Linked DNA regions of Homo sapiens: all the other regions are linked to region 3. A link is a loop called in an ENCODE intact Hi-C map of the cell type or tissue named here. Cell type or tissue: heart right ventricle. All regions are shown on one strand. Region 1 overlaps LOC107984964 (a long non-coding RNA gene). Region 2 overlaps NFIA (nuclear factor I A). Region 3 overlaps NFIA (nuclear factor I A). Region 4 has its middle 8.4 kb from the start of NFIA-AS2. Region 5 overlaps NFIA (nuclear factor I A). Region 6 overlaps NFIA (nuclear factor I A). Region 7 overlaps NFIA (nuclear factor I A).

The links. Hi-C counts contacts between places; a loop is a spot of excess contacts. Peaks named below come from ENCODE experiments on the same cell type or tissue, not always from the same donor. Only the 100,000 strongest peaks of a DNase experiment are listed, where the experiment ranks them.
Region 1: it touches region 3 in a loop (3-fold over the local background); 27 of 110 quality-filtered maps call a loop at or near these places.
Region 2: a loop joins it to region 3, with 2.4 times the contacts of the local background. A loop is called at or near these places in 7 of 110 quality-filtered maps.
Region 4: it touches region 3 in a loop (4-fold over the local background); 70 of 110 quality-filtered maps call a loop at or near these places.
Region 5: it touches region 3 in a loop (4-fold over the local background); 56 of 110 quality-filtered maps call a loop at or near these places.
Region 6: a loop joins it to region 3, with 3 times the contacts of the local background. A loop is called at or near these places in 7 of 110 quality-filtered maps.
Region 7: a loop joins it to region 3, with 3 times the contacts of the local background. A loop is called at or near these places in 25 of 110 quality-filtered maps.

What each region holds. Positions count from the first base shown.
Region 1 is chr1:61,639,802-61,643,801 of GRCh38, reverse strand. All of the region lies in intron 2 of LOC107984964 (a long non-coding RNA gene), which reads right to left. Among named protein-coding and RNA genes, the nearest start is that of TM2D1, 83 kb to the left of the region's middle. RefSeq lists enhancers at 1,789-1,838, 2,049-2,098. In heart right ventricle, a CTCF peak has its summit at 1,886 (motif pointing right); DNase peaks (open chromatin) are centred at 1,104, 1,931 and 2,861; H3K4me3 peaks cover 691 bases; H3K27ac peaks cover 3,380 bases.
Region 2 is chr1:61,272,791-61,276,790 of GRCh38, reverse strand. The region is part of intron 2 of NFIA (nuclear factor I A); the gene reads right to left. Among named protein-coding and RNA genes, the nearest start is that of NFIA-AS1, 21 kb to the right of the region's middle. In heart right ventricle, no CTCF peak of the experiment used is centred here; no DNase peak of the experiment used is centred here; H3K4me3 peaks cover 1,931 bases; H3K27ac peaks cover 3,827 bases.
Region 3 is chr1:61,451,455-61,455,454 of GRCh38, reverse strand. NFIA (nuclear factor I A) reads right to left here. Exons shown (of 11, transcript NM_001134673.4): 11 at 1-152. The coding sequence ends at 135. Among named protein-coding and RNA genes, the nearest start is that of NFIA-AS1, 200 kb to the right of the region's middle. RefSeq lists an enhancer at 937-3,332. In heart right ventricle, a CTCF peak has its summit at 1,890 (motif pointing right); DNase peaks (open chromatin) are centred at 1,894 and 2,224; H3K27ac peaks cover 4,000 bases.
Region 4 is chr1:60,977,093-60,981,092 of GRCh38, reverse strand. No RefSeq gene overlaps it. Among named protein-coding and RNA genes, the nearest start is that of NFIA-AS2, 8.4 kb to the right of the region's middle. In heart right ventricle, a CTCF peak has its summit at 1,948 (motif pointing left); a DNase peak (open chromatin) is centred at 1,938.
Region 5 is chr1:61,336,712-61,340,711 of GRCh38, reverse strand. All of the region lies in intron 4 of NFIA (nuclear factor I A), which reads right to left. Among named protein-coding and RNA genes, the nearest start is that of NFIA-AS1, 85 kb to the right of the region's middle. In heart right ventricle, CTCF peaks have their summits at 2,307 and 3,456 (motif pointing right); a DNase peak (open chromatin) is centred at 2,451; H3K4me3 peaks cover 1,157 bases; H3K27ac peaks cover 3,175 bases.
Region 6 is chr1:61,239,974-61,243,973 of GRCh38, reverse strand. The region is part of intron 2 of NFIA (nuclear factor I A); the gene reads right to left. Among named protein-coding and RNA genes, the nearest start is that of NFIA-AS1, 12 kb to the left of the region's middle. In heart right ventricle, no CTCF peak of the experiment used is centred here; a DNase peak (open chromatin) is centred at 2,295; H3K4me3 peaks cover 1,326 bases; H3K27ac peaks cover 3,369 bases.
Region 7 is chr1:61,182,466-61,186,465 of GRCh38, reverse strand. All of the region lies in intron 2 of NFIA (nuclear factor I A), which reads right to left. Among named protein-coding and RNA genes, the nearest start is that of NFIA-AS1, 69 kb to the left of the region's middle. In heart right ventricle, no CTCF peak of the experiment used is centred here; DNase peaks (open chromatin) are centred at 2,145 and 2,825; H3K4me3 peaks cover 1,788 bases; H3K27ac peaks cover 4,000 bases.

The DNA of each region.
Region 1 (4,000 bases), 190 kb before region 3:
AGTCAGATAGGAGTTGGGATCCAACCACTAGCCTTACCATTGTAAACTGTCACTGTAGGTGAGTATTTTAACCCTTTTGAGCTTCAGTTCTCTTGTTCTGTAAAATGGGGGTAATAATTATAACTCGCATGGGGTTGCTCTGAGGATAAGTTAGACAATGCATGTAAAGTGGTCATTTGAAAGCCTGGAATGTAGTAAGCACTTAGTAATAGTTCAGCATTATTATTAATATTGTGATTAATAATAATGATTAATTTTTAATCCATTCAGAGGTCATGACAGTGTTAGTTCCATTTTATAGACAGGTTGTGGTTAGAATCTGGATCTGCTAGGCTGGGCACAGTGGCTCACGCCTGTAATCCCAGCACTTTGGGAAGCCGAGGCTAGTGGATCACCTGAGGTTGGGAGTTTGAGACCAGCCTGACCAACATGGAGAAACCCCGTCTCTACTAAAAATACAAAATTAGCCGGGCATGGTGGCAGGTGCCTCTAATCCCAGCTGCTCTGGAGGCTGAATCAGGAGAATCACTTGAATCCGGGAGGTGGAGGCTGTGGTGAGCCGAGATTGCGCCATTATACTCAAGCCTGGGCAACAACAGTGAAATTCCATCTCAAAAAAAAAAAAAAAAAAAAAAAGAATCTGGATCTGCTTAATTGCTATCTTTCCCTGGATCATATTCATCTCACATAATGCACACAGCATCTCACTTCCCAGAAGGATCTTCACCTTTTCATCTGGAAACTGAGTGCTAACTGCCTACGGCAAAAATTCCTTTTCAATTGGTAAATAACATCTTCTTCTATAACTATCATTGGGAAACTCAGTAACTGCTTATTAAGTGCTTTGGGTAAATAGATGGAGGAGATATTGTATATAAGACACCTGTGTTGCCAAAACAAAGCACCTGCCTGTTTGTAGCTTACTAAACCACAGGCTCAAAGATTCTGTCCCTCAGGCTTTAGGAAATGAATTCATAAGTTTAGCAACCATTGGCATTAGCTCCAGGCAGCGTTTGATTTTTGGAGTAGAGCAGCATGAGCAGAGGCTGTGGCCCAGAGCAGAAGCTGGGGCAGAAGCCCAGGGACAGGCCAACAGGTGGGTGGGGGAAGCTAACTTCCTCCTGTGAGAGCTAATCGGCTGAGGGCATCCAGCAGGCCAATGCAAAATGAGTCTCCTGCCCTTAGAAAACAAATACCAGACAGGTCAGGAAAATTTAGCCCCAAACCAGTTCTGTCACCAACAAACTGGTTGACCTGGGAAAAGGCATTTAACCTCTTCAAGCTTCTGTTTATTCGTTGGCAAATGAGGGCATGGGATGAAATCGGTGGTACTCAATCACTGCTCTGGCACATCGGAGGTGGAACACGACTAGCCTACATGGTGCAGGATTTTTGTAGTAATTACTAGCCATCAAAAATGCCTGACAACTCATACATATACCTGAAAAACAGTGTTGGGGTTGGGGGTTGGTTTTCTTTTTATCATATTAGGTTTCTGTTATTTGATAGATTGGATTATTCAGTTCATTCATTCATTCATTCATTCATTCAAATGTTATTGCCTGAGCATGCTATGTGCTGGGCCTGTCCTGGGACCAGGTGCTGCCTTTGCTTTCAAATGGGGTTTACCTGGAACCAGTTAAAATTCCTAGGTCATAGGAGGTGACATGATACCTTTTCTCCTCCAAATAAGAATCGCTGAATCTGATATGACTGTGGGTAATCTGGTCATGGAAATCCCTGCTTCCCAATCCTTACCACTTCTACCGACCCCCATTCCTACTGGCTAGGAAATTCTCTAGGCAATTATCAAAGTTCCCCCAGCCCCCACCGGGTTCCTGCAGACGCCGAGGCGTCTACTAGGTTTGCCTTCTGATTCCTGTAGGTGGAGCCAGATCCCCCGGCTGAGAAGCCCTGGGCCTGCTCTCTGCGGCGGCCGCCGAGCGGTAGGTTTGCTCTCCAGCTCTCTTTTCCTCCTTCTCCCTCTCTCATGTGCGGTCTCCCTCAACATCCAAACCAACCGAGTGCGTCTGAGGTGAAATCGTGCCAGACTTAGAGACGGCTGCCAGGTTTCTCTCAAGTCTTGGCTTAACAAAAGAAAGCAAATTACAAAAATGGAAATTTTCAAACTAGCGTTCAGTGGTATTCAAATCGACGTTTGGGTAGCGCACAGGCACAGACCGCATTCGTGCTATTTTGTGATTAAAATGATACCAAAAATACCTCCTTGCTTTGGTTTTCGTCTTCGAAAACGACTTCTTTCCTTCTTCTAATTTCCCCCTTACTTTTGGGAGCGGCAAACCCCTGACCACTCTAGAATTGCTAACATTTGGACCGGCGTCTGTTGAAATCTTGCCTCTGCTGACTTTTTTTTTTTTTTAAGAGTTGAACTTTAAAAATGTGTGCACTTTGCAGCCTGGGGAAATACAGATAAAGAAGTTTCTAGGCACTTTCCCAGGAAGTTCTGTGTTTTGTGTGAGGAACTACAAGTTCTATGACAGTGCATAAATCGTCTTTACGTCTCATCTTGATACCGGGAGCAAACCTGAATGCGCGTCTTGCCAGCATGCATGCTACCTCGTTCTCCTTTGAGCATGAATTGTGTGCTCTGTCTCATGCTTTTAAAACATGGGTTTAAGGTGGCCATTGAGTTGGATCTTGAATGATTTTACTTAACATGAGGTTTTATAAAGAGCTTGATTGACCACGTCCTGCTCGATTATTTTTGCGGTTGCTAGACAAGGCCCTGTCCCACGTGGGTTTGTGAGAAAGGTGCTCTCATCATCACCCCACCCCCAAGACTGCACTATTTCTTTCCTTGGAAGCGTTGACTGTCTCCTTCTTACACAGCTGTGTTTGCAGTGCCTGGAGACAGGTGGGGGAGCAGTCTTGGAGGCCGAAGCTGCCAATTCCTTCTCTAAGGACTGTCTGAATAGCTATTAAATTTTAAAGCTCACACGCACGCACACACTTGTTTTGTTTGTTTTTGGTGGTGGTCACTCACTGTGCCTTCCCGTTTGTTGTACAAGGGCAGCTGCACCAGTTTGCCAGAGTGAGATTAAATGTCACAGACAGACATTCTATTGTGTGCATTCGCCAGCCCACCTAAGCATCACCTTGGGCCACTGCCATGTCTTTCTAGGTGCCTCAGAAAGCTGGGTCCTGTAGCATTGGCGGAGTTGTGGGACTGCTTATGAATTTCGGGAAAGAGGTTCTCCCATCTGGATAGGTAAACTTAAAGCTCCCACGAACACTGCAATACTCAGGCAGTAGTCACATCAAGAGGTTCTTGTTGGTTTGGGCCTACACGAATTAGGATTCTCTACCTGGCACAAGTGACTGTGGACAAATCAAGCTGCTAGTATTTTTCAGATTTCAGAATAGAGGGATGACATTTTAATCTGGAATCAGATACCCTGCTCTTTTTACCCTTTAGCCCCAAATACCCAGTGCTCTTCAGGACCCTCGTGCCTTTGCTTGTGCTGTTTCTTCCTCTGGGAATTTCTCCCCCATCCTCTTCTCTGCTTAGTAAACTCTTGTTGGTCTTTCAAGGCTTGTCTCAAATACAGCCTCTTTGAAATCTTTCATAGCCGTGCCCATGCACCGAATTTCCACCCCCTCCCTGTCATCTGTTAAATGTCGCTGTCTTGCTAGATCTATGTAACATACTACGTACTGCATAACTGTGTTACGCACATCTTGGTATGCCTCTTTCTCCCCTAATAGAATATACTCTTTGCCCAGGCAGGGAACACGTCTAATTTACCTCCTACTTCTCAGGCTAAAGATGCTCAGTAAAATCTTTTGAATGAATAAAGAAACATGCTTGGTTTTTTCATCAATTTCCAAGAGACAATGTGTTTACTTTCAGGCTCTCCTAGTTCAATTGCCAGACACCTATAACCATGTCCGTAGAGCTGAGAGTAAGATTTTAAAGTTTATATTAAAGTCTGATGTTCATAGCTCAGAGACATTCTTTTGGCTTACGGTAAAGGAAAGT
Region 2 (4,000 bases), 180 kb after region 3:
AAAAAAGGAATTTGATTAACTTAATTTCTAAATGAAATAAGGGAAAATCAAAGTAACTTAATTTTTAAATTAGATAAAATTAACTTAGATCAAAAGAATTTCACAAAATTAGAAACAAGCATATTTATGGTACAGTTTTTGGGGAGAGGAGAGAAAAAACAGGCAAAATGTTTCAAGGGGAAAAATTTTGATTTAAAAATAAAGCGTTTTCTGAGACTTGAAGTCGTTTACAACATTGTTCAAAAGCAAACACAAAAATTTTTTTTCAACAAAACCTCTGTATCTGCGGAGAGCTTGCATCCTAACTTCAACTTGACTTCACAGGTTTTGAATTAGCTGCCTGAAATTTAACCACATTTCTGCAAGTTTAATGTAAGGTCAAAAGGTCATGACACTTAACTGTGATTAAACAGAAAATATTACTTCTATAGCAACTGAGTTATAGCATCACCCTTCTCTTTCTTGGAGATGCTGCAGAAAGAAGTGGCACTACTAGTGACCTTAGGTCTAGAAATGCTAATTTATTACTTTAAAAGACTCCCTGCTTTTAAGCAAACGAAGATTTTACTTATAAGAAAGTGCTATAGCAAAAAATATCCATTTTAAAATTTTCAGATAATCTTAACCTGGTGACTATAGCAAAAATTCTATGTTGATTCAAAGGTTTAAATAACAGAAGATGCTAAAAAGTGAATTTTTATTTGAGTCTGGCAAAGTGACAGCTTTTATCGTTCTGTAACAATTGCCACAGAGAAGACACAAACAAAATGTATTATTATATGCCAAAAACCTTTAAAGAAATCCTTCAGAATAAACTACAAAAATACAAAACCTAGACTAAAAATTAGAAATGCAAACAAATTTACATTGACCCATATTTAAAATTTTAACTACATAAATTAATATTATATATATCACAAACAATTAAAAAATACAGCATGACTACCTTCTTTTTCTTCTAGGAAACAAGCCTATAATTTTGCCATTAGAAATTACACATTAAATATTTTGAGTAGTAATTCAATGTATTTTAGGAGAAAGACATGCCTCCATTGTTTTTGTTCTGGAAAATCTTAAACCATTAATTTCTATAACTAAAATGAAAGCAAAATATCTAATTTTGTTTTAGGGAAAATTAAAATTCTTGATCATGTCCCGAAACAGATACATAAAATTTTGCCAAACATAATATTTTCTTTGGAATAATACTAGCAAACATACATCTCTATCCATGTACTACTTCTATGTGTAATATCTTTATAATTAATCACTTCTCTATGAATAAATGGAAAATAGTTTTATCTCAATTATTAGATATACAATAGCCAATTACTTTTCCGATATTTATCCATGAATATTAAAGCAAAAAGGGATCAGGAAAGACCCTAAATTTTTTTTATTTAATCTGAAAGCAGACTTCTTTCTTCTTTTCACTTTTTGTTTAAATTTGTCACCTACCTTTACAGATACATAGCATAATAATAGAAAACATGAACAACAATAAAAGATGAATATTAGGTATGTCCAAAGAAAGTTTAAAATTCCAAGCCACAGAAAAATAAGCAAACCAACAGCAAAGGAGTGAGTGGCAAGAAAATGCTCAGAGTTGGTCTGCAAGGGGCCGCCGCATTCTCGTGAAAGCTCAGATACAAACACTGGAGAAGGCATCCAGCCAAACTGAAAACGGAATTTAATTTTTCTAGTTTTATTCAAAAGCTGGAGACACCGCTATCCATCTGAGGACTGCATACTAAAATGCACCATCCTGCTAAGGGGCAAGCAAAGCCAAAGATCTACAAGAAAATGCATATGATCTCAAAACTTCAATAATTATTTTCTACCCTCGGCCGTTCAATACCATTTTCTTTTTCAGCCAAGAAGGAGCAAAACTACCCAGTCTTAGTGCTATTCTCTGCTGAGGATGCATGGACACTCTTTCTGGTATTGCAAAAGGTCACTGATGCTGTTAAGTGTGGAGCCAACCAGATGACCAAAATTATAAATTAATTTCTACCCAGGTATAATTGATACAAATGAAAGATCTCTTTCTCAAACATTTGCATTAAAACACTATCAAGAAGGTTAACAATTAATTCACTTTTCTCCTTTATATACTCCATAGACACCTGTCAGAAGCCAAGGTAACTTTGTGTCTTACTCTTTCGGACAAATATCACGTGGTTGATTGATTTCTACCACCTTAAATAATTAGGAACCTCAGAAAACAAACCCAACTGCATAGAACTGGATGTTCTTCTTGTATCTGAGTCTCCCATACCAGTGAGTTTCTCTGGCTTACTGGTTGAAAGCCAGAAGATCTGTATATTACAATGAAGAGAATTTTACTTACACTGTGTTTAAAGGATGGGGTTGGAAATGCTCTTGTAAGGAAGTACATTAGGGTTATCAATTTTTTTTCCCTATCTAGGGATTTGCTTTTTGTTTAAGGAAACTTAGACTTCAACCTAACCTTGAAAAGCAATGTTTCTTTGGATTTTTAAAAAATTTATGAGCAGAAATTTAAACCTAAAATAGACAGGGTTTGCATATGGGAGGCTAGGTTAAGAACTCTTAATTGAACTGGTAGCCATCCACCTATGCAGTTTTATGGCGCCTACAGCTATATTGCTGGAGTACTCAGACAAAGATAGTTCACTGTCAACGTAATCACTAGGGAAAGGAATAAAATAAATCCTGATGCCTACATATTTGTCTCTGCTTCCAAACGCTTGTACAATGCAAGAACGGAAACCTTGTACTGGATTTGCTACATGTACACATATTCGGCTCCTCAAACCTCAGGTCTACTCCCCTTCAGAATGAAACTTCAGTATTCCTTTGGGGAAGGTGAGGAATGACAAAAACATGTTAGTATGGTAAAATGAGTGAGGCAAAAATATAAATATCCCTTCCATGTATTTTATGTTCTTTAGGCAATAAACAAAGATAGAATATTGCTAAATCTTCCCTTTCACCTAGAATTAAACACTTTGTCCTCTCCAGTCCCTCTTTCATTGCAAATGTATCTCTTACAGTGTGATTAATATTATGCTGTAGTAAGGTGAGTTCAAACCATCTGAGAATGTCAGCTTCTAAAGAAAGGAGTTCCTTCCTACTCTTCTCTTATCCCCGGTACTTTCCACAGGGTGCCTGGCCCAGCCAAGGAGTTCAATAACTGCTGAACTGAAGAGACGAAATTTCAATTGTTGTTCAGCTTTCTGATACTGAACCACTGTCAGTGACTGAAAAATATGCTAAGCTTACACCTGAAAGGGGAGTGGGACTTCTAAGATGAGAAAGGAGCGCAAAAAGTCCTCTATCTCTGCTTGATGCCTTGCTTCTTGAGACCTGGCAAGGGAATATAGGGCATATCCCTCTGGTTTGTGAGTGGTTTGGAAATCTTACACAGTGTTTAGAAATTGCAGACAATCACCTCCTATGATCCACTGGCCCAAGCAGCACAGAGGCTGAGCTGAAGCCGTATCTGACACATAGGAGGCCCTCCAGAAATGTATACAGGTTAAAATGATGAATGATGGAGGAATATTTCACACATTTAAAAATTACAATGATTAGAGAAACCCACCATATTCTGGTGCCTGTAGACTGCCTCAAAATCCTCACAACTGCTGTTGTGAATTTCTTGATAAAGGAAAAGCAGACACACTGGTGAGGAACCCTTCCCACCCTAAAACAAACCGATGTCATTCCTGGTCCATCAACACGATAGCAACCAAAGTCTATGGACCATAAAAGCACAAATTCTGGTTCCACTAGAAAAATAATATAGCCTAAGTTTCAGCCTCCCTACATGCATAATGATTTGGCTAAAGATGAAGTCTGAAGAGCCTTTGTTAGAATTTTATGTCCAGTTTTAAATCTCCCAAATTAAAAGACGGTATGAAGAAACCAGAAGGCATCCAAACCCAAAAATATTAGTGAAAGAAATAAAGCGAAAATTCCACTCTCATGAGCTAGAGTTGTTTGTAGTATAAAAACT
Region 3 (4,000 bases):
TTGATTTGAATCGGTTTTTCTCCCCTTCCGCTGATAGTGAAGTTGTAACTGCGCTGGGTTGAGGTTGCGTCCATGTTACAGAGTTGAGAAGGGGTCAGGTGGTCTGTCTGGTGGATGGTGGGACGCTGCAACTTTTATCCCAGGTACCAGGACTGGAAGACAAAAGGAAAAATACAATTAAAATCACAATTTGTAAAAACGTGTGTTTTAGAAGTTGCCTTTTCAACCACGAAATCAGGATCTACGTTAGGGATGCGGGAGGGATTCGCTGGGAAAAGTAAAGGCACGACAGACAATAAAAAATCCTGTGACACTGAAACTGATCTTATTCTTCTGAAATTATAATTCATTGTCTTCATTGGGGTTTTCCAACATTCTGAGTATATCTTACAGAATGAGGTATTTCTGTTCACTTGAAATACAAATAAGGGTTTTGTTAACTGATGGGGGCAGTTATAGGAGGGCAGGAAACTTGACCATCTTGTTTATCATTCAATCCTCAGTGCCTAGCCCAGTGCCTGGAATACAGAACGTTCTTAATGAAGAAGAGTTGAATGAATGGAGAATGGGTAAAGGGAGGGGTTTCATGTGGCAATGAATGGCTACTCTGATGATTTTCAACATCTCCTTTCAAATGAGGTGCAGGCACTGAAGCCATGATTGTGACACTCTCCTAACAGGCCCAGATGGTCAATAGCGACACAAGAATAAGTGGAGGTAAGGTGGAAAAAGTGCTGGACCCAGTCTTCCTGGGTGATTTTGAGCAAGTCACAGTATTTTTCCTTCCTTACATATGTAGGATTTTATGAGGGAAGATGCTCCTTTCAGCCCAATATATCTAAAATGGTATTTTCAAACATGAAACATAATAACTAAGTAGGATCAAGATTTTACTCTATTAAGTACCACATTGTCCAAAGGAAAAATGAGGCCACTGCGTACCCTTCATTCATGCTTGCGTCCATGCAGCATTTATTTAGAGCCTTCTGTGTGCCTGCCAGGCCCAGTTACTGGTTACCTTTTCCTTTCGTAAATCCTTAGGTGGTTAGCTTTGAGCAATTGTCTGGTCATATATCACTTTATCTGCTGGCATTTCTTTTTCTGTTAGCTAGACAGAATGAGCAATTATGGACTAACATCAGAGTTAGTTTCTCCAGTGAAATAAAAAAGTATGTGGCTTTTGCCGACTTTTCTCTAGAGATACCTTGACAAATTCACTACATTTATCATTATTTACAGAAAAATTACCAAGGCCTAACAAAAACCAATGCTTCTGAATTCTTTAAGTTGACGGTATCAGAAAGGGTTCTAATTGGGTTGCTTCAGGCAGGTGAAGGATCATCCCTGTGGAAGAGATTCCATTAGGTAATGTAAGGACTCATTTGGTCCCCAGGGATGAATGGCTAAGTGATAGCTACATGGAGTTTGGTATAAGATTTCCTAGTCACACAAGCCACCTTTGATTTCCAGAGGAGTTTAAAAAACTTAAGCCCAGACCGAAAAACTACGCATCCTGTAGACTTTCAGATGTTATTCTTTGACCACATGCTTTGAGGAACACAATAAAGCCTCTTGTGTCCTGAAAGGAAATCAGCCTGGCAAATACACATGGCCTAAATCTAGCTGGACAAAAGAAAGAAGAGGGGGAGAGAAAGGAGAGAGAAAGCAAACCCCAAACTGTGTTTCTAGTAGGCCTCTACCTAACAGCTGACTCTCATCCACGTTAGAGCCGCTTCCTCCCTTCTACAAAACAGGTTCAAACTTTGGGTGCGGGGAATAATGCTTACTATTTCTGTTTTCACACTTTCTAAGTCGGTTGTGAAATTCCAGACTTCTTCAATCTGACACTAAGGTAGTTCTTGAAGCAAAGGCCTGGCACCCAGTGAGTCAGCAGGGGGAGCAGTTCTCCACACCACAGTTTCTGGACGAGACCTCAGGGCACTACAAAAATCTGCAGTGCCTCTGCACTTCTCTTAAAAAGCAAAGCAAAAAAAAAAAAAAAAAAAAAAAAGTTTCTTCACACATCTTACTATTCAGTATGTGCCTTGCCGACAAGGTTACCCCAGAGCAGCTCTGTAATCCTTCACTGAAATAGGCTTTATTGATTGCTCTGGTCTATTGTTCTCTTTTCAAGTCCCCCAAGTTCAAGTTCATCCTGGTGTTACATCATGTCTGGTTGCTAAGAGCAACCAGACAGACCCAGACGTGACTATCATTAGCAAGAAACCCTCTGCTCTCCTCCCACCAACCTTCCAGTGGTTCTGACGTAGCAGGCCCACTGCAAACACATTGAAGTATTTATTCTGCCTAATTTATGACCTACACAGCAAGCAAGACCCCCACTCCAAAAACCAACATTGTTGTATATTTAATTAATCTGTCTTTCTCTGGCACTTGGGAAAGTTAGACAAAGGACTAATTATTGTGTTTCACTCTGCACACTTTTCTTTTGGGGGGTGGATATTTGCATGGGAAAGAAAACTACAAGGCCCAGCATCAGCCCCCCACCTCTTTTTCTTTTTGCCCTATTGACATTTCATGAAATACTTTAGCTGCTTAAGGGAATTAGAAAAAAAAAATGCGATGTGAATGTTACTCCTTCTGAGTTGGTATTCAGTAACACAAATCAACTCATGACATGTTTAAATTTAAATGCTAACCACACACTCTCAGAGTTACTTTAAAGGTTAGTTTTTAATCAATAGAAGTTGCTGACTCCAGGTTTTTGGGCTGCACGCTGCAACTCTTGGGCTTTTGTCTAACGTTAAAGCTTTCAAACTTTTTTTTCCTTGAGATGATTTTAGCAATGATTTGCAGACACAGAAGGCTATTGTGCTCTGACCAGCAACATGTCAACAGAGGGGCTGAGCTGCCCTGTGGTGGGGTGTCAATATGACTCCTGAAGGCAGAGGTTGGGGGTCTTTAATAACCCGTGAAAAAACCTTAATTAACCCTTTCAGGCCCAAACCAAAACCTATTCTTAAACTTGTTCACTCCTATAATTTGACCATTAGTACTTATTTCAACATCACACTAATCTTCATGACAATTAACCCAGCTACTTGACCAAGGTTTTCCAGAACAGGAAGTTGGTTAGGGGAACCACACAGGGAATTTTTCTTTTTTGAAGTCTCTGATTAAATCATTTATTTGCAGAGATGGCAGATAGTTCTAATAATAATAATAATAATAATAATAATTCATACATCTCCCTGAATTTTCTCCTAATCAGTTTGTAAAGACACTCATAATCCCATTGGGATGAGTGTGACAGTCACACATGTGTAAGCCAGTCAATTCCTAGAAACTTCCATGAGCTGCTAGTAACACCAGATGGACAATATAATGTTTGTAAAAGCCTACTTTTCTCTTGTGATATTTTCTTATAATTTCTATTATGCAAGCAGTACAAGTTTTAGAACATTAATTGAAGAATGATTCTGCATATTTTCTTCTTGGGTCATATAGGAAAAACATAAAAGAAATCTGAGCTTATTCGATCGTTGGGGTTGAGCAGCAAATCACTGGGAAAATGGTAACACATTAAACAAAAACTATCCTCAGACATTTAGTGACATAAGCTTAGGTTTCATATGCTTTCTGCCTTCGTACTTTATAGCCCCTTAATCTACCCTACTGTATCCAAATGGACTACAAAGGAATCTCCCTCCCTATGTGCAGTGAGTGGCATTATTACAATGCAATATAGGATGATGTTATCTTGATACATTTACATTAAGTAAACACAGAGCTTTGATCTATTTTTTCCTCAGAAACTTTCAGCTATAGTTGTTGTGGAGGTCCACAAATCCACACTCCCACCAAGGCTCCAGTTACGTAAAATTAGTCGGTAACATTCACAATGTCTAGAGTTTGGGATGTGCTGAGCGGGAGTGGGGAGGGAAGTGGGGTGACTGTCCTCTTTCAATGTTCAAGGTGAAACATCAAAAGAAATCTGCAGTCCAGGACAAGAGCTCAGCTTTCCTTTTCTCCAGTCAAA
Region 4 (4,000 bases), 470 kb after region 3:
TATCTGGAGGAAGGGTTGCATTTTCATTTTTGCGACTCTTAAGTGCAAGCCACAGATAGTATAGTATTTGAAAACAGAAGACCTGGGCTTGCCTCTTCCCAGCTGTGACCTTAGGTAAATTTTGTAAGCTCTCAAAGGCCCAGTTTCCAAAATGGGCATAATAATACCTATCTGTGGGGGTACATGGCAGGTACCTAATAAACTTAAACTGAATGAAATTGAACCAATGCAGGGAAATGAGTGGAAATGACAGGAAGCCAGTTTGATTTGTTTCTGATGAAAAGACCGATGATAGGGATTCCCAAGAATGGATGGCCTACATTCCGATGTGGTAAATAATGTGTTCTCTCTGGAGGTGTGCAAGAAGCTGGACAAGGGGATTCTGTAAGGAATGGGAGGGTTTCCTCCATTGCTATGATTTAAGAATTCTATGAGTCTCTCTTCCTCTCTCTCTCTTTTTTTTATTTTTATTTTTTAGATGGAGTCTTGCTCTGTCGCTCAGGCTAGAGTACAGTGGCGCAATCTTGGCTCACTGCAACCTCCGCCTCCCAGGTTCACGCCATTCTCCTGCCTCAGCCTCCTGAGTAGCTGGGACTACAGGCGCCCGCCACCACGCCCGGCCAGTTTTTGTCTTTTTAGTAGAGACGGGGGTTTTACCATGTCGGTCAGGCTGGTCTCGAACTCTTGACCTCAGGTGATCTGCTCGCCTTGGCCTCCCAAAGTGCTGGGATTACACGCTTGAGCCACTGTGCCCTGCCAACTCTCATTTTTTAAGGCCAAAGAGGAGGCAAAGTGGGAGTGGTACTTCAGGTCTTAGATTCTAGTTTTAACTTAGTTGCTGACGAGTTTTGCAAATTAGTCTAGACTCTAGACACTTCAATCCTGTCTCTATTCTTTTATCTATAAAAGAGCTACACAAATTTGATGTGGTGATCAGAGGAGAGAATGGCTAAGAAAGCACTTTCAATAATACAAGGCTGATCTTTAGAAAAATATTAAGTTTAGGCCGGGCGCGGTGGCTCACGCCTGTAATCCCAGCACTTTGGGAGGCCAAGGCAGGCGGATCACGAGGTCAGGAGATCAAGACCATCTTGGCTAACACGGTGAAACCCTGTCTCCACTAAAAATACAAAAAATTAGCCGGGCATGGTGGCGGGTGCCTGTAGTCCCAGCTACTCGGGAGGCTGAGGCAGGAGGATGGCATGAACTGGGGAGGCAGAGCTTGCAGTCAGCCGAGATCGCACCACTGCACTCCAGCCTGGGCGACAGAGCGAGAGTCCGTCTCAAAAAAAAAAAAAAAAAAAAAAATTAAGTTTAGCAGCTCGGTTCGTTTCACTATTTTTGATGTTGATAGCCGAACATCCCTGCTTTGAATCTTCTGCAATGCTGCAAAAATGTTATGGGAAGAACCCAGATCTGAGAGTCAAGTGACCAAGTCCAGGCTGTCACTAAGCTATGAGACTTTGGTGGAGTATTTCTGTCCTTTGCATCCCAAGTAACTGATCTCACGTCTGTAAAATGAAGCTAACAAATCTGCTGTGCCAACATCATGGGGGTGTCCTGAGAGTCAAATAAGGTAATGGATGTGATTTAGTGCTTTCAAATCAGCCCTCAATTTAGCTATTTCATCAGCTGTGTTCTCATTTTCTACCCTACAAGGCTGTAAGACCTATAAGTACAAAGCCGTTTTTTAGATCTTTGTATTTGCCAGTGCCTAGCAAAGTGAATTCATTGATTCTGGACACATTCATGACATGCCTATTTGGGCCAGGGATAGTGGTAAGTTTTGGGGTCAGGGATGAAAAAGACATGGCCTCTACCCCTAAGGAGCTTGCTTTGCAATAGAGGAGTAAACTATAAACATATCCAAGAATAAAGTTAAAGGAAACTGATACTGAGATCTAGCCTTTAAGGGCCCCTGCTGTGTGTGAGTGTCGCCACCTCCAGGGCAGGACAAGCTTCACCCCCTCTCTACTCTTGCAAAGAACTGACAGGCACCATCTTCTGTGTTTTCGATGGCTGCCTCTGTGTTTCTGATGGCCACATAGTTTTTGGGTTTGTGTGTTTCCCTGCCCTTGGACACGTTCTGATGGAGTACAAAGTGGTAACTGACTCCTGGGGTCTACTCAAGGTGGCTGGATGTAAAAGATTGGTGAAATGATTTAAAGCTTATAGAGATGGGTAAGTCCCTAGGGGTTAGCAGGTACTTTCCAGGGAGGAAGAGGATGCCTCTTATAAATACAATTACTATTGATTACTGTCAGATTCTTTTATCTGATTCCTGCCCATTAGGCCCTCTCTTTGTTGCTAGAAGCTCTCACTTGCCCTCTGCCCCATCTTACCTCTAGAAGTGCTTCTTAAATGAGTCCTGCAGAATCCTAGTGATCCTTGAATAGCTCATAGGTGCTAAGAGAGCATTCAGAAGAATACTTCAAAGCTTGACAATGAATAACCATTTTACTATTATGACATAAGTGGAAAGAAGGGCCAGCTCATCTCAAAACGATGGCAACAACAGCAAGGTCAGTGAATCCCCATCCAGCTGATTAGCAGCAAGAGGCTTTGAGTGGCAGCCTGACTGTGAGAGTGTGCATAAGGGACACTTGTAGACTGCTTTGCATCCAAGGTATCTTCCCTTAGCATTTGACAACAGTACCCTACTTTTGCTTTGGGAGAACTGCCACTCCCTCATTCTCAGTCTTATACTTTCATATGTCCCAGGGGCCGAGCACTTTACATAGGCAAAGGCAATATATGAATTTTATTTTCTGGTCATAGGAATGACCACATGTTCCAGTTCAGGCCAGTGAAAGAGACAGAGAGTGGTGGTCCCAGGCTTGTGGAAGAACCTACTGGAAGAGACAGTGCTGTGTAGTGTGATGTGTATCTGAAGCTGCTGGGGCGATGAGGAGCCTACATTGTGAGTCTGAGAATGGGGCCATTACCCGAAGAGCTGAGTCAAGATTTAGATCCCGGACATATTATCTGAGCCTGGGTCAAGCTGTGTCTGAAGCCAAATCTGCTCACAGACTTTCCAAGATATTCCTTTATCTAATTTGAGCCAGGGCTGGTGGAATTTTCTGTCATTTGCATCCAAAATATTCCTAATATTATACAGTATGTGGTGTTTTACTTCATTTTTGCAACATGTTTGGCTAAACAATAATATATTAAATAATAATAATATGTAATAATATATTACATTATAATATGTAGTAATATATTACATAATAATATGTAATAAATATTACATTATAATATGTAATATATATTACATTATAATAATATGTAATAATATACATTCCTCTATTTAATCATTATGCAAAGCTAAGAGGTAAAATTTATGATCAAATTTATAAATTAAAATACTGAGTCTCAGAGAGAATGAGTGACTCACCTGAAGATACACAACTGATAAATGATTGAGATAGGACAAAAATGTAGGGCTCCTGACCACAATGATCGCTAAAGATGCCTTTTTCCCAAACCAGCTACTTATGGAAAGCAAATATAAAAGAAATGCAAAGGAAACCAAAGGTAATGCTGGTTGCCACAATGTATTTTTTTGTTGGGAAGTTTCATCCAAAATACATGGTTCCATCCAAAGGTAAAAGACCCTCAACCATATTTCCTACGGCCAGTGCCGTGGTCCATCAGGCCTTCATCACTTCTCACCAAGTTTCCTCCAACATTTTTCTAGATGGTCTTTTGCCTCCAGTCTCACTTCCCTACTATCCATCACTCACAGTAGGACAGAATCATTTTTCTAAATGCAAGCTGGATTATGGTATTGTTTGCTTACAGCCTTCAATAGTTTGCATAGCTTTTAAGTACAAATCCGGCTTTGCACACAAGACACTTCCTGATCTGACTCTGGTGTTCTCTTCTGCTTCATCTCCTCATTCCTCCAGTAATAGTGAATGACCCAGGGTTCTCTGAGGCTGATCCATTGCTCTACTTTTGTGTACACCATTCTAGCTGTGTGTGGAAACTGTTGCTT
Region 5 (4,000 bases), 110 kb after region 3:
ACACATGCATTTTCAATAAATTTACTGATAGTGGTCAGCTCCAAGATTGGCTCTGAGCACACAGTGAAGAACGATCAGGGGCTGAGGCTCTGTTCAATAATCGTGGTGGTTATCATTGTTGAGCATCTACTATGTGGCAGACACTAGACTATCTGTCACTTAACCCTCATTACACTCCTGAGAGGTATTCCTATTTCCAGTACTTGGACTTAGACTCAGCACACAGTTAGGACTTCATAAACATTTGCTCAATGAATAAATGATTGTAACCTAGAAGAAAACACAGCCAAGAGGGGTTAAATATTGCCCAAAGCTATAGAGTTGATAAGTTGCAAAGCTCAATTCCCCAACTCTATATCCTGTACTGTTTTACAATATCATGCTGCCATCTTGAATATAGGTTTTATACTTGACACATAGAAAGCATAACTGATGAATGACCTAGAAATAGATGAACATACGAATAGAGACCATGACAACACATTAGTATGTACATCAAGGGGTATGTTGTGTTTCTCCCCAGTTCAAATCTTTATAATAAGAGTATTCATAGTCTGGTAAATTTATCAGAAGCTTCAGCTGAGAACAGAGATCAAAACGGCCCCAAATTCTGCCATGAGAACTCTCACTGCCAGCTCTAACCAGGAAGATTGTAGGAGTATGCATGTAAGAGAAAGGACTAGACCTTCATGCAGAGCAGTGACTGAAGGATACACTAATGTCATAAGCGTATTCCTGCCATAGTTCTAATTTCAACAGCTCAGTGGTCCATGACAACAGCCAGGGCACATATCGAACACAAGGTATATGCACCTTTTAATTCATAGGGCTGAGTCGGCTGAGGACAGAGTCAGTCTAAGGGTGGGGATACTCTCACCTTACATGGCTTCATTAGGTGAGGAGGGTAGGATAGGAAAAAAATCAAGCTTGGCCACCCATACTGTGAGCTAGGATTCAGAAGAAAGCGTAGTTTGACGACAATTTCTATTACTACCAGTCCATTGCACTTGCTGCCAGCTTTACTACCCAAATATTCACCCCAAACATGTCAAGAAAATTAAAAGGAAAAAATCATACAACAAAACATCCTCCTGAACTAATTCAATTTCAATATTTATTTTGAAAATTTATTGAATTATAGTAGAGGAAGCTGGCTGAATTAAGCCAGCCAGACTGTTATTTTTCTTCCTACGAGTATGGCAATATTTATTATTTTACCTCTCTATGAGGGGTTGATTAAAACTAGAAAATGTAACATTTGCAAAGTCATAATATATTCAGAAGAAGGTGGTTCAGATAGGCAAAATAAAAATATATAGGGGCCAATCAGAATTTTCTCTTCCATAACTTAGATTTTCTTTAAAAACTACATTTGGAAATAGACATTATGATTTTTTTAAAGGGCCACCCACTCTTTTGTCTGCTCCACACTCTACCTTCACTCTAGAAGAGGTGCCATTGACTTCTACAGATATAAAATGTGTGACGTTCATTTTAAAATTACTAGTAGAGCCTGCTATTGACCATCCAATTATGCCGAGTTCCATTTATAAACATAGCTAACCACTAAGTTTATGGAGACTTTTTGTGCTGCTTTAATAGGATATTGATCGAGCACATAGTTTGAGTAGACTGCCATTGAATTGTGTAATGGCAAACAAAAGGCAAGGTCACGGCAACTGTTCATGCTAGGGCTGCAATCTATTTTTTATTATATTCTTTTTGTTTCTTCCTTTAATGCTCGAGCCCAAATGGTTTCTTTTGAAAGAAGATCTTGCTTAAGAATATAAGCTATTTTAAAAATTAATTTCCATGCAATGATCACAGCTATCGTGTTACTTAACACAGGAAAACCAACAGGCCACTAGTTTAGAAAGAAAGTTTTAAATCTATCCCACTTTAATTAAGATCTAAAGTACTGCGAATGTTTAAATGGCACCCCAAATGACTGGATGTCTGGAATTTCTTATCCTACACCCATTTCCTCATTAGTCCTTCTGTGCAAGAACATTTTGTATTTTCAAGTTTGGGCTTGTTCCTACCCAAGAGTTTCGTTTTCTTGTTGTGCCTTGTAGCCGAGTTCATTCTGTCTTAGAAGTTCCACCATGTCAGGTTAGAATATTGCCAATAGTTCTTACTAAATTACTAGCCTGAAAATCTAAGCATCTGAATATGGGTACTTGAAAACGTAACAAGGACCCAGAGACTTCAAAAAGAACTTTAGAAATGAACTGCAATTTGGATGTTAATGACAATTCCTGTGTGAAAATATAGAAAGAGCGCACATTTCTAAGGCAGAAAACAGCCACTAGGGTGCCACCTCATGCCAGGCTGAGGCATATGCCTGGTTCCATTCACTCCCACTCTCCATTGACAAACAACTCAGGAATCCTGTAGTGGACCCGGCAGCTGAGCTTTGTGGCAGAGCCAGGACAATTCAGCTGCCGGATTTTAATAGATTCTGCAGCACTGCAACAGGAACCAAAAATCAGTCCGGGTAACTGAGAGTGGTTTTCACACCCAAAGACTCTAAGGCTGGCCACAGTGTACTGAGAATCCTGGCTTTTCAAAATTCCAGGGCCATGAAGTCATCCTTAGCCACGAAGTTTACTTAACCCTTGCAGCCGGCTTGGGTGTACAAACCGCCGCTAGAAAATTAGAGCCCACCAGGCCAGAGTCACAATGGCCTGTGTGTATTTGCGGTTTTCCTCTTTCCCAGTGAAGTAGTTAGGGTTTCGAAGTCACTCCACCAACTTCAAGTAAAATAGAGTCAGCAATTTGGAAGGAAATGGGCAGAAGTAGTGGATTTTTCAGGAGAACTTTCTGGGTTCCTACCAGGAGTGATATTTGACAGCCTTAGCACTCATACTTTGAGGAAAACACTAGCGCAAAATAAACAAAAGAGTGGGTGCTGACAGAGAGAGCTATCTAAGCAGCATCACTTAGCAGCTAGTAGAGTGGGCTCTCTTTGTAGCAACTTCAAGGGAAAGAGACCAATCTAAAAATGCCTTGAGAAGGCTTTGTTTGAAAATGCAGCATCATGTAAGAGCCATTTCAACAGATGGTTCTTGTCTCTTTCCTCATAGTATTATGCTAAAACAACTTTAGTGATTCTGAACCACATTGTTAACACTTGTAAAACCCCCTTCCCCAAAGCAGAGAATACTTCTCTCTCTCTCTCTGGCACAGCATCTAGTGGTCTGTATTTTCCTCCTCCCCTGGAACAAGGCAATAAATAATTGAGCTACTTTCAGATGGTCCTACCACATGGGGGAAAAACTAGCAAGAGAACAAATATAGATTTTTATGCTACAGTATTTTCTTTGCCATGGAAGCAGAACTTTCCATTCTTGCCTTTCGTGGACTTTAGATGATAATGAAAAAAAAAATTAAAAGGTGGTAGGCAGGAGGCAAGGAGGAAAGGGGAGTTCACGGAAGATTGCAGCTTCAGTTGGCCAGCAGGAGTCCCTGATTCCAACAGGTTCATGTATCTGATCAGTATAATTCAATGGCAAGCATCCTTGTTGCCTCATCCCTCACCTCTGAATTTGTGAGGCTAAGCCAGCAGCTTTCTCCTGAGTTTCTCTGCCATTGCCACCTTGGTAGTAACGCTATTAAAAACAACACACTTAGGACATAGTTATTTCAGTGAATCCACATGAGGAAATACTGAAATAGCACCTCCCTCCTCTCTTACATTTAAAAGGAAGAAAATGAAAAACAAAAACTAACTGGAAACCTAGTGTAAGTAAATATTTGTATTAGCAAATTTAAAAATCGAATACTAAAGATCCAGAAAGGGAGAAAAATCTCAACCTAAGCCATCATTAATGATGACTGTGAAATTTTCAGCCCATGTAAGTAGTCATAATTAGGTATAATTGCAGGGGACTGGATGGGGCTGGGATAGATAACAGAAGGTTAAGAAGAAATCTGCAAAACAGTCAGAGATTGTAGGACACTGAGACCATCAAAAACATCTAAGTGAAAGGCATAACTA
Region 6 (4,000 bases), 210 kb after region 3:
CTCTTTTAAAGTAAAATACTCACTTTGGAAGGACTAATAGAAAAAATTTCCTAAAGAAAAGATTTCTGCAGTTCACTAATTTAAAACACGGACTGTGTCTACAACAGCAAAATGAATAAAGTTTCTCTCAAAATACTAAAAAGTACTATGCTTTTTCATATAAGCAAGAATGGTGATGTGGGAATTTGCAAAAATATGCCTTATTCTACCTACGTAAACACTGCCTGATTGGCATTTTATACTATAAATCTAGAATTTTGTCATGCTTCAGGCAATTTGAAAAAATTCTACTTGCTTACATACTCATAACTTGTTACGAATAAGTAAAAATGACATATTTTAAAATGATTTAATTTTTGCCTCAGCTACAACAACGTTAGTCATCTGAATAAATCATCAATGAATATGTAATAGAAAAAAAACAACAAAATTGACAAGTAATAATCAGTATTACACATTCTTAATCTGAAGATTTAAAATGCACTATGATTTACTGTAATGAGGTGTGGACTCTTGGTTTTCTAATTTAAAAAGAAAGGTTTTATTTGAGTTCCTTGTCACTAACTTACAGTACAATATGTAAGAATTGGCAAGAAAGACTTTTAATTAAACTATTTTACATTTGTAACATGTAACATTACAAATATACTCTGGAAATATGTAAGAAGGGATCTGCTACACACCTTGCATATCACACATTTGCCCTGCTAACCTCTAAATGCCTCCATAGCTTTATGTTGAAATTTCCAGAACTGAAGCATCTTAATGAACATTGATCTTCTACGCTGAAGGATACAGAGTTCAGATTTCAGCTCTGTCAATAACATTTGGTTTTACCTATTGAATGATTGGGCCTTGGTTGACAATTGCTTACTAGGTGAGAAAAGACTAGAAATAAACATACGAGAAGCTTTGATGGCTACTAACATTGTTGCCTAAATGGCAGGAGAAAATCATTAAAAAAAGGACCGAAAAGTCACATTTCTTGACTACCCCTTGTGATAGAGAATATACAAAATGTACACACCACCTAAGGGCTCCATGACTGAACAAATCCTAAAGCTATAGATTTTTCAAAACTCAAGCTATATAAACTATATCGCTCTATAGTATTATCCCTAGCTGATTCCACTACCAATTGAGATAAAAACAAAACGCCAGTACCTTCATGACAACCAGCCTTTTTTAACAGCTACTTAAGCATTAAATAAAATGTTTTATCACCTAAAAACTATCTTTAGGAATGCAGGTCTCAATCAGAATATAAAACCTAGTCCATTGCTGATATTAAACAGAAGATCTATTTAAGGAATTCACTGACTAAACTAACTGCCTGGAGAAGTTAATTTATCTGTCTATTTTTTAAAGGATCACACAGAAAAATTTCAACAACTTGTGGAAACAAATTCACTTCTAGGTCATTCTTCAAACTACCACAAATCCTGCCATTTTCAACTTAGTTTAGTACTGGTTATTTATATAATTAACCATATCACAGAGTACAAACTGCAGAGGGTTCAAATAAAATTCTTTTTTCCAGGCTTTGTTTTTTAAGTTCAAACTATCTTCCCTTATTACCATTTCCTCAGCTTCTTCTATCTACCTTGGAATCCAAGCACATTATGCAGCCAGCACAATGAACCAACATGCCAGCAGAAGTAGTATGCTCCACCTATCCAAGAATTTTAAAAGCATCCAAGCACACACACTGTCTCCTGTGTAGCCTGGAGATCCCTATTGAGCTCATGCCAAGTGTCTGAAAAGTTGGACCCTGCATCCGGTATTTACACTAAGCTAAAATTCTAATCAGCACTAACAGCAGTATGTTTTAATTCACCCTTATGATTTTATTTCAATCTGCTAAGTACCACAACTGCCAGAAAGCAATTGCTATAAACTTAAGTAAACAAATGCAAAACTAAAATAAATCTTAAACCTGTTGTATATAAAGTTTGTGCCACTTCAGGCAAGCAGTACAAAAAGGCACAGCCCGAAGTCTTAGTTAACGCTCTTCGATCTCATTTAGAAAGCTCTTTGAAAGTATTGCCTTGTCTAGGCTTTTCCCCTTTCTAAAGAATTATTTTGTGCATATTAGATAAGGTAAAGAAAATGACCATGTTATTTTACAGTGGTTTTTCACCTCATGTATTCCCCTGAATAGTCTTCTGCCAAGCATGTGAAACAAGTAGTACGTGGTGACTACTTGAATCTCTGGATGACACTACAGCCACTCGTGCCAAGGAGATGGTGCCAAGTCTTGCATCTTCGGGTTTGTGGTTTTTTTCCTTCCTTTTTGGGTGGTAGTTGTGTGGGGGGAGGGGGTTGGCAGTGGGGGAATCTGACCAACAGATTCTGAGAAGTTGGTCACCATTTTGAACCTGTTCAATGTGCTCAGACCTTGGCAGCCATCTTACAGCTTGGCAACCATTTTGAGAATTTGTTTGGCAAGCTCTCAGAATTCACTGACACTGTTTAAATAGAACGCTAGTTAAAAATAGTCCACATTAAACAATACAATGTGATATCAGGTAAAATAACCCCCAATAAATCTTGCCAACAAAACAATTTACAACATCCTCACTGAGGTAATGATATCCCAATTTCCTTAACTTAAATACATTGCACGAAAGCAGCTTAAAAATCTAATTCTTTAACCCTTTAACAGACAAGCTCTTAAGAAACAATGTCAGAGGGGCACCAGTTAGTAGGAAAGTGGAAGGTATAAGGAAAGAAAGATGGCCAAAAACACAGCCACGATTGACATCAACACATTCCCAAGCACTTTCAAATTCAACATATAAAATAGAAGGGAGAGGTGCTGTCATCACATTCCATCAGGTATAATTCTAGAAAACGATCACAATATTTCAGACTGTCCCACTTCATGTTTTATGAGCTCATGGAAACTCTCTTAAGGAGTCATGCAGCACAAAACTCTCCTTAGGTAAAGAAATTATAAACCAAAAACATGTAATCTTATGAACTGGACTAAAAAAAAAAAAACAAACCCCAAAAGACAAAATTTGCAGGTGCTGATTTTTCCAAAATCAAGAGTTACGTATACAGTTTTCTGACAAAGTGGTCATATTCAACTTCACTCTTTTCCCTTACGTTTCAACATTTCTAACTCAATAAAAAATAAGTTCTGTCCTTGAAAATATTTCTCGATGTCTACAAACCTGAAATACAAATGACAATTTTGCACTGGTGTGACTCTGGCATCATTACCAGACCTATATAGTTTTGTAGAAAACTGAATTAACCAAAATGACAGTGGGTGATAATTTTATAACATATGAAAAAAGAAAATTACAATCTAGTAATTTGAAAATATTTTTTGTCCATACTGAAATAAATAACACTTTCATGTATACTTCAGTATCTTCTCTTCAATATTATCAATATTTAATATCATGTCAGTATGGGGGGAATATTTACGATTAAAAAAAAGACCCCATTGTGTACGGTTTGTGGAAAAAAAAGTCTAAATGAGCTAGCCTGTGAACCTACTCTTATAGTTAAATCATAAATACGGTGATAAAGCCTAAAGAATTTTGAATCTTGTGATGTTAAAAGACAAAAATTTACAGTCATTAAATAATGACTGTTATTTTTGTTATTTGAATTTTAATGCTTTTGGGGGCATGATGGATACCTGACTTGTATTCTAGTTTCAATGGTGATATAACTTACAATGGCACTGAAAAAGAAGGCTAAAGCCATCCATTAATAACAATGTTTCCACTACTGCAGTGCTTTTTACACTTGAAAGCTGAATTTTAAAATTTCTATTGAAATTCAACAAAGAAAACATTTTACTTCACTTAATACTATACAGAGTGAAACAATTAGTTAAACCATGATCGAAATTAGAACATCACGTAGAAAGACATTATGCTGAAATGGATCCATCTGAAGTCTTTATACTATTAGATGTCTCTTTATTGAATGACAGTATCTGCAGAGATATGACGTAAACCATGCTAGAATAGTTTGGAAT
Region 7 (4,000 bases), 270 kb after region 3:
ACAGTTGCACGCCCATTGCCTAGTACTGAGCCGCCACACTGCCATTAATTAATAGCAGTGGCAGCAAAAATAACAGTAAGTTAATACTTGTGTGACCAGAATTTTACAACATATCACATTTAATCTTCACAATAATCCTATGATGTAGAAAGTGTTTTTACATCTCACTTTTACAGAGGTTCTGAGTGGCTGAACCACCTGCGGCAGTTCATACAACTAGTCAATGGCAGAGCCAAGACTCAAGCACAGGCAGACGGATGGCTCACAGCTCTGTCTTCTCCCAACCAGTGTGCTCCACCGACTCTCAATGGAGCACTGAAAACATTCGTTTAACAATGTATTTTATAATACAATTCTTATGAGTATAGGTAATAAAATGTAGGATTGAGTAAAATTTAAGGTAAATGAAATATTTTGGAGTATTCTAACTTGCCCAACATTTTATTCCCAATGTGATTAGGAAAAGTGCAAAAGGTAGAAAAGAAGGTAGTAAACGTAGTTTGCATCCTTGTGGGACTGACATCATAGTGCAAAAGATAAATAAATAAAATGAGTAATCAAATAAATTAACAAGAGCATTTCAGACTGTTATTAGTATTATGGAAAATATAAACAGGAAGGACAATTTTAGACAGAACACTCTTTTACAGGGCTATTATTCGAACTGAAAGAACTGAAAGGTAAGAATAAGCCAGCCACAAAAGGAGCTGGGAAAAATGCATTCTAAGCAGACAAGTAGCAAATGGGATGGCAGGTTCTGAAAACTGAAAGGAAACCAGTATGGCTGGAGCATCTAAGGAGTCACGGTTAAAAAAAAAAAAAAAAAAAAAGTGGGGTTAGAAAGGTAGATACAGAAGCCAGACAGATCATGCAGTGTCTTTGCAGGCCAATGCAACAAGTTTGGATTTTATTCTAGATGCATAAGAAAACATTGGAGGTTCTTACGCAGAAGAGTGATATAAACTAACTAACTTCTTTGAAATACCACTCTGGCTATGGTGTGAAGGAACAAGAATGGAAAAAGAGGGAATACTCAGGATTACCCAAGTAGTCTGGGTAAGGATGATGGTGGCTTCAACTGGAGATATTCCCCTTTTTTTCCTTTTGATTGACAAATTTCCACATAAAAACTAGAAATGCATTTTATACTTATTCCAGTTGTTTATTCAAATTCAATTTCTTTAGGGCTCAGAAGACTACTACCTATCTTCTTTAACGTCTTCATTATACATATGTGGAAACAGGTATAGTGGGCTTACATAACTTGCTAATGTCACAAGAGTAATTAACAGGAAGATTTGACTCACTTAACACATGTCAGGGTGCAAAGATAAAGCATGTAAGTTTAAAAAGTTTTCTGTTACCCCCCAAAAGCCTGCCAAATTTTCATATTTGGAATTTGCAGCTATCCTTAGACATTAAAACCTTTTAAAAGTGTTTAAATCTCACATTAGTTCTCATATTAACGTTAAGCAGTCCAGCATTCTGCTCAGACACAGAGATGGAACTTTCAGGGTTAAAAGAATGTAAGTCAAGTCAGAGAACTGTGTGTTATGTCTGGGAAAAGTTCATAGAAGTAACTTTAAACTCCTCTGTTTTCTTTCAGTTCCTTCCTTCGTGTTCATGTGCAAATTATACCTTACTCTCCAGGTTGCATTTTACCATTTTCCTCTCGTTTCTCTAAGAAAGCTCCCCAAAGTGACAATGCTTTTTTAAAAGGGGCCAGTATGAAGTTCCTCTGAGTTCCTGCTCTCTTGGAGCACGGCTCCTATCACACAATAATGTGTTATTTTGTTGAATTTTGGCATCCTTCTAGCTTGTTTGGTCAGAAGCCAAAAAATTAGAGTGTGTCGGTCCACCAGTTTCTCAGCAGAGAAGCTCTCTTCTCACCCAGCGAGTGTGCTGTACCCTTGGCCTCTGGCCAAGAAGGGAAATCCATTTTACATAAAGAATGCACAAAGCTCAAGTGCTCAGAGACTTTTTACCTACTAAAATAACTTTATGGACAAATGCCAGTCTGCTAGACACATTCAGCAAGAACATTTGGCATGCAAAACAAGGTAAAGTACTCTGTGGAGGTAGCAAGTTTTTTAGAAACAAGGAAATGGCTGTGCGTGCCCTCGTGGCATGTCACGTGGCTTGGCACTGCCGGCTGATTGGCTGCGGCCGAGTAAATACAGCCGCCATGTAAGGAGCGGAACGTCGCCCTTCACTGGCTCCTTAAAATGGCGGCCTGAACCCACACCAGGAGAAGCAAGCCGAGTCCCATTCTCAGTTTCCCCTCTGAAGTTTTTTGTTTTTTGTTTTGTTTTGTTTTTTTGGGTTTTTTTTTTTTTTTTTGGTTTTTTTTCCCCCCCCCATAAACCTTACGGATCTGAGTAGAAACAGATTTCTCACAACTTGCTTCTCCGGCTCAATTTCACAGTTCGGCATACACTCAGGCACTGTCAAAAGCTTGACAATGTTCCAGGGAAAATATTAACCGTAAACTTTCCAAGAGGAATTAAAGGAGCAGGCAGAAATGTCAGGACGTCCTCTCTTTTGAAAGCACATCCCAAGTTTGCGCACGTGTACGTTTTGGAGAGAAGCACATGCAGCAAGCTCAAATGACATCCAGTATGGTCCCACTTTACCATGTCACGGTGGAAAGGGAAGGGGAAAAAAAGGACATATCCTCTTTGGCTAAAAGGCACGGAGGTCTCTCCCTCTCCCTCTCAGGCCTGACCAGTTGAACACTGCACACTCTGATGTATAAATATTTGCCTCTGGCTAAAGTTCAAGCAGCCCTGTGTGGCTGCCAGACACAACAGAAAACCAACATCCAAGGGAAAGTGTTTACTGCAGTGGGGGCCAAAGGAGCAAGTGCCAGCAAAAGATCACATCTGATTGGCCAGGCATGTCTGTGGTGTTACCATAAAGCACCTGGCCACTGGCCACTGGTCGCTGGGGTGTTCCCACCCTTTTAGTGATGGTTATGTTCTTTAATGCACAGCCTTGCCACAGTTAACGCAAGACGAAAAGACATCCTGATGGTTTATCGGTGTTCCTCCAGAGCAAGGGGCTTGAATGAGCCAAACCACCCTGCCACCACTACTGCAAAACAAGCATTTGCTCCTTGAAACTACCTAGATAAGACCTGTGACCTTTCTGCATGGCTCCCACCTTCTGACGTGCACGCCTCCTACAAACCTCCCAATTCCCATCCCTAGGTATTCTATAATTCTGTAGTCCATAATTCTATAATTTAAGCATCTCTGAAATTCCTGCAGTAAAAGAAATTAAAAGAAACCTCTGATAGGTGGCTGCAACAAAATATTTTAAAGTAATGGATCCTCCCAAGTCTCCCTCCAAGAACCAAAATATACACTGTGCCATTTTACCAGTACTATAGTACTGAAACAGGTAGAAATAAGAGAAGCTGCCCATCAAAAGATTACGATCTCTAATTAGGATAAAGGAAGTAAATGAAAACAGGTCTTGAAAAAAATCTTTTTGGAAAACTTGCAAGTATAGTTAATGCTAAGCATGTAGCTGTCAGGGCAAAGCCTTTTCATGGTTTTCAATATTCGGGGAAAAGGTTGACTACAATCATAAGTAATAATATTTTTAAATCACTGTCATTCATATAACATTTCTATCTTCATAAACAATAATTAAACTTTTCCCTAATGCTGCAAATGAAATGTCTCTTTTTGGCTGAACCAAAAAGCTATACAGAAAACTGGACAAAAACTTCGGGGAATATGAAGAGAAGAACTTATTTTAAGTAATTTTTTTGATATTATGGAACAATAACTTAGGTAAAGCAAGCCAAACTGTTATGATTTCATCTGTTTCAAATAAAATACACATTTGTTTAACGGAAACATTTGCTGTTTGTTGAAAATAAAGATTTTACGTCCCTACACAAATTACAGTTCTAACTTTGAAAATTCTTCAAGGTCCTGAATCTTGATTAATCTTAGGCTTAAGGATATTTCTAAAGTTGAATTTGTTGCAA